2 separate regions of the Homo sapiens genome follow, and region 2 is linked to region 1. A link is a loop called in an ENCODE intact Hi-C map of the cell type or tissue named here. Cell type or tissue: IMR-90. All regions are shown on one strand. Links, peaks and the distances in the headings refer to the core of each region. The heading gives the core; the rest is flanking DNA. Region 1 has its middle 8.3 kb from the start of CPOX. Region 2 has its middle 27 kb from the start of ST3GAL6-AS1.

Region 1 (2,926 bases), core at 130-2,629:
ATAATCCTAAAGTTTTCTGGAAACCCTTTCTTGGTTGGAAAAGGAGCAGCATTACATCTACCTGACCTCCCCGATATACTGCCTCCACTCTCTTCCCTTGCCTCCCACCCCCCCATTTCACTTCCAGAATAATCTATCTCAGATATAAACCTCATTAAGCCATCTTCTGCTTTAATGCCTTTTGATGGATTTCTATGGACTTATGAATAATGTACAAGTTCTTTAACAGAGCATAAAAAGACCAGCCTCATTTCGCTCCATTTTCTATTCTGCAATTTTTGTTGCTGCCATTCCATTATCACTGTAGCTAAGAGTCGGAACATGAGGTCTTTGCCTGACTGGGTACTCACTATTAAGAGGATCCTTCTTTATTGATTGATTGATTGATTGAGTCAGAGTCTCTGTCACTCAGGCTGGAGTGCAGTGGAGCAATCATAGCTCAATGCAGCCTTGAACTCCTGGACACGAGCGATCCTCCTGCTTCAGCCTCCTGAAGCTGGGACTACAGGCGTACACCACCACATCTGACTACTTTATTTATTTAATTTTTAGTAGAGTTGAGGTCTTTCTACGTTGCTCACAGGGTTCTCGAACTCTAGGCCTCAAGCAAAACTCCTACCTTGGCCTCCCAAAGTGCTAGGAATACAGGGTGAGCCACTGTGCCTGGCCCCTTTTTAAATTTTTAAAATAGTTCTGTATTTCTCAAGAGTGACTCTAAGGTCCCCTGCTATACAATCAATAAATATGATTATTAAAAATAATACTTATAATAATAGAGCTAATATATATTGCTAGGCACTAGGTTGTGTTCTAAGTTAACTTATCTAATCATCACAACTACCCTAAGAGGGAAATGTTATTTCTAACTTCATCCAGTGGATGAGGAAATCCAGGCACAGGGAGGTTACCTAATTGCCTAAGTTCACAAATGGCAAAGCCAGTTTTCAAACCCTGGCCATCAGACTCCATGAGCCATTCCCTTAACTATGCTCTTAGAGAGTATCCCATTAAAAAGCAGGTTCACAGGCTCCTCTACAGCCTCGAAACATACACTTTTAACAAGATCCCAAGCTCTAGATGCTGGTTTGCAAATTAGTAGGTGAGTGCCCTCTAGTGTACACACGAGTGTCACACATTTGTTGATGTATCATGTTTTCTAATGTGCTCTGTAAAAAAGAGCCAAATTTCATTATGCACGTATTTCAGTGGTTGTAGTTGGATAAATTATATTCATGTCGATGACTAAACTGGTTTGTACCACCTTAAATTTATTTTTGACACAAATTCTATAAACACAGTATTGCCATAAACGCTGTCTCTCTGGTTAGACCCCAGCAGCTCCTAGAAATTCAATTTAAATATTGGAGGCCCCCCTTCCCAATACAGCTTGTTGTTAAGAATGGAGGTTCATAGCCTTAGTGCACAACAAATGCTAAGTGGAAAACATCACATCCACTCTGCAAGAGTCAGGTTTTATCCATCCTCTCTATGTTGGTTGCACTAGACCATTAATTGTCTTCAGTAGGCCGCGCTCAGCTTATTCCCTCATAAGGGGATGCCATTACATTTGAGGCCCTCAGTCTTTCTTCCTGTCATCTTTAAGTGAAAGTTAGAATAGAGATAATCCATCCACTATTTAGTGTGATGTGCATAAACTCCCTATGTTACTACGTTAGGCTACTGGTTATTCTCAGAAAGGATTCCATTCACGTATTTATTAGGTTATAATTTAGTGTTTATAACAAAAGACCCCAAAATTCAGTGGCTAAAACAAAAGTGAAGTTCATTCTGTCTGATTGAACTTTCCAGAGTCATAGTCCAAAATGCATAGTGTTGCTCTGTCATCCTCACTCAACACACAGATTTTATTTCTGGGTTCAAAGTGGCTGTTCCACTTCATGCCTTCACAGCTGTATCCTAGCCAGTAGCGAAAAGGCCAGAGGAAGCACATTTATTCCTTTTAAGAATAAACTCAGAAGTGACACACAATAGTTTTATTCACATCCTACTGGCCAGGATTTGATCATAAGCTTCAAGAGGGGATATGAGTGTAGTGGAAGCATTCTGCTCTACTATAGCTGCTAGCTGAAGCTGCTATATGCTCCACGAAACCTGGAGAATGATTATTAAAGTAAGAAGAGAAAAATGGATTTTTGTTGGACAACTAGTTGTCTCTGCCACAAACCATTTCTTCTGTTTGTATATTTTTATGTGATTCTACAAGTGTCAATTATTCACTGAAAATAGGCAGAAAAATAAGTCTCCATTATTTTAAGAATTCAAGTTAAGAAAATACTAGAATTTTTATGGAGACGCTGCTGATTCTGTTGAGAACCTTGTTTTCTTTGGTACATGGTCCTTCATGGTAGGTAGAGACTTCTTTATTATGAACCTAGGCCATCAGTTCAAAAGTAAATATAGGCAGTCATGGCATTGCATGATTCCAAGAGGCACAAATTACATTTCGTTATCATGATTTGGTTAAATATCACCAGCTCCCCAATGGAGTTCAAATTTCAGTTACCACATTAGATAACTGTGGGTAATTGTGTAAAGTTGTGTAAAGTACAAATCTGGTGCTAGCTCTTCAGTCCACAAATCACTACATAAATAACATAAATGCATCATGTTCACGACCAATCATGCTACTTTTTTTCAAAGTCTGTTGGTGATTGGTCAGTGCCCATCTGTTATTCAGTTTATGCACAATTTATGCAAAGTGTGTAGCTATGTTGTTTCTTTGTTGCCCCATGATAAACGCATGTGACATTTTACAAAAATGGATCATTGAAAGAAGGAATTGGTCAACAAAGATGAAAGTGCAGCAAAGAAACAGAAAGCAACAAAACTGGAAGTGAAATTCTAGTTGAACCTAAATGGAATTACTGAATAAATAGCTAACCAGGGCAATGTTAACATTGTTGCC
Region 2 (2,926 bases), core at 306-2,805, 100 kb before region 1:
ACATTGTTTCAGACTTAAGTTTCCTTTTCCATTTTGTCGACACCAACAGTGTTCTTATAATATTAACTCACCAACATTTAGTCTATAATATGATTGCCAGGGATGTGGCAATATGTCCTTGGGAGCTTCAAGCCATATATATCTGGTCCATCTTTTGGAAAGTTCATGACATAGATGGGCAAGGATACAATTTATACTCAGGAGATGCAGCCACCCTAACAGAGTTACAAATGAATGTTAAATGACATAAACTATGCGTAGTGCAAGCACGGAAGCATCTCTTTGGTCTGAGGGATATTTGCAGGGACCTTGAATAGGCAGAGAGAGGGGGACATGTGGTCTAAGCCTCTGAGTTGGGAGAGGACAATGATGGGCATGGGGGAGAATGTATATGCTGTTTGACTTGAGAGGATGACATGTAGGCATTATGGTAGTCTTTTTCTTGACATCTGATACACAATCACTTCTTTCTTTTCTCCATGAAATCTAGCCACAAAGATGAGTTGCTCAAATGTCAAGGTCTACCCCTCTTTAAAGCCTCCATGATTTGCACTCTCTGCAGCCTTGGCCAGGATTGTCCTTATCTTGCCCTGTCGCTGATGGGTTATTTACTACTCATCTTTCAAGGGCCGGGTAGAATTTTACCTATTCTGAGACACCTTCAAGCAGAATGAGTCTTTCCTTTGCTGTGCTCCCATGACACAATGCTCATCTTCAATAAATAATTATATTTTTTGTACCTTCAGTGTATCATGTTCATCTTTGCATCCCCAGTTTCCTCAAGAATCCTGGCATGAAAGAATATGCTTGTTGAGTGAATAAATTGGCTGATTCTAATGTTCATAAGGCAAAGTTCACCTGTCCTAATTGCTGATTCAATTCCAATTTGACAGTGTCTTACAGATTCTGGGTAAATTGGGATACTTCCCTTTGTCCTAACATTGGAAAACCTTGGAGAAAAGTATTGTTATTTTCTACATCAAGTACTTTATCTGAGACATGGGCAGCTAAATAAAAAATTGACACCTATTTCCTGCTTTTTGCTGATGTTCTTTTAGCATTCTATTTATATGCTAACACTACCATTTTAGACCCTTGAAAATCATTTTTTTAGCATCACTCTATATATGGTATGATTTAAGGACAGATAGGGAGGCTGTGTCCTCAATCCTCATTCTATACATTTTTTCTGATGTCTATTAGTCCATTATTAATGATACATTCTTTAGGTCAGGATTTCTCAACCTTGGCACTATTGACACTTTGGGCTAGATCTTTGTTATGAAGGGCTGTCCCGTGCATTGTAGGATGTTTAGCAGCATTCTTGCCCTGTAGCAATTGACCCACTAGATGCCAGTAGTGCCTTCCTTCTGGTTGTCACAACCAAAAATATCTCCAGACATTGCTAAATATCCCCTGGAGGATGGAATCATCTCCAGCCAAGAACTTCTTTTTTAGAGAAAAGAGTTTCTCCCTTATAGACACACATGCACTTAAATTTCATTCTTCTTTGAGCCCTTTCTCTTTCCTTTCACTTCTTCCTCTTCCTCCACCTCCTTCTTTTCCATTAAATTTCCCCCGAGACTGTCTCTTTTTCTGAGTACTATATTTGTCTTCTCTTGCAAGCAGGAGAAAGAGAAATTCAGATTCTAGAATTAGAATCCCAAGAACCACTTGTGGGTATGTAAAATATAAGTGTTTGCATTTCAACTAAAGATAATATTTCTATGGACATCACTGGAAGTCAAATGCCATAATAGTTTCTTCATCCTCTAAGCCTTTCTTATGAAAACCAAGAGCTTACTATTCTCCCAGAAAATGTAACACATGGAGCCATTATTAGTCACTAACAACTTAGCGTAAACAACCATCCCAGTTTGACAAAGACTGAAGGAGTTCCCTGGATGTAAAAATTTCAGTGCTAACATTGGGGAAGTCCTAGGAAAACTGATACAAGTTGGCCACCCTAAACTTAGTGTGTAACCCTTTTAGCCTCTGACCTATATGGTCCAGTCCATGCATACAGTCTCATCCATAGAAGCTCAGACCAAATATCTATTTAGTAAGAAAAATGGAATTATGTTCTAATTTTTGTGCTTTTGAAAATGTATTAAAGTTGATTCTTTACCAACCCCCTGGCAACAACCCGTTTACCTTTTTCCTTCTTCCCCAATTATCTTACCTCCACTTTATTCTAGCACCTTTCATTTGCCCTCAATTTCCAAAATCCTCTTATCTGCTTATTTTGAAGGTTAGCTTAACTTCATTCCTTTCTCCTCCACCTCCCAGGTTTCACCTTCACTGCTAACATTCAACATGAATGTATGAAACTGATTTGACAGGGACAGGAGAAAACACTTCTTGGGTCAATGGACGGACTTTTTTTTTTTTTTTTTTTTGAGACAAAGTCTTATTCTTGTCCCCCAGGCTGGAGTGCAATGGCACGATCTCGGCTCACTGCGACATCCACCTCCCGGCTTCAAGCAATTCTCCTGCCTCAGCCTCCCGAGTAGCTGGGATTACAGGCACCTGCCACCATGCCTGGCTAATTTTTGTATTTTAAGTACAGATGGGGTTTCACCATGTTGGCCAGGCTGGTCTCGAACTCCTGACCTCAGGTGATCCGCCCACCTCAGCCTCCCAAAGTCCTGGGATTACAGGCATGAGCCACTGTGCCCAGCCAATGGATGGACATTTTGAGGAGAAAAACCAAGTCATCGGATCATCATTCTCTTCTGTGAGAGAAGGAAAATTCCAGAATTGTAGAATATTACATATGTGATGAGCTCCTTCCCAATAAGAATAGCTGGAAGTGAGGCCAGGCGTAGTTGCTCACACCTGTAATCCCAGCACTTTGGGAGGCCGAGGCAGGCAGATCACCTGAGGTCGGTAGTTCAAGACCAGTCTGGCCAACATGGTGAAACAC

Evidence for each region. Hi-C counts contacts between places; a loop is a spot of excess contacts. Peaks named below come from ENCODE experiments on the same cell type or tissue, not always from the same donor. Only the 100,000 strongest peaks of a DNase experiment are listed, where the experiment ranks them.
Region 2: a loop joins it to region 1, with 5 times the contacts of the local background. A loop is called at or near these places in 15 of 110 quality-filtered maps.

What each region holds. Positions count from the first base shown.
Region 1 is chr3:98,600,444-98,603,369 of GRCh38, reverse strand. No RefSeq gene overlaps it. Among named protein-coding and RNA genes, the nearest start is that of CPOX, 8.3 kb to the right of the region's middle. In IMR-90, for the core only: a CTCF peak has its summit at 1,102 (motif pointing left); a DNase peak (open chromatin) is centred at 1,089.
Region 2 is chr3:98,704,320-98,707,245 of GRCh38, reverse strand. No RefSeq gene overlaps it. Among named protein-coding and RNA genes, the nearest start is that of ST3GAL6-AS1, 27 kb to the left of the region's middle. In IMR-90, for the core only: a CTCF peak has its summit at 1,350 (motif pointing right); a DNase peak (open chromatin) is centred at 1,825.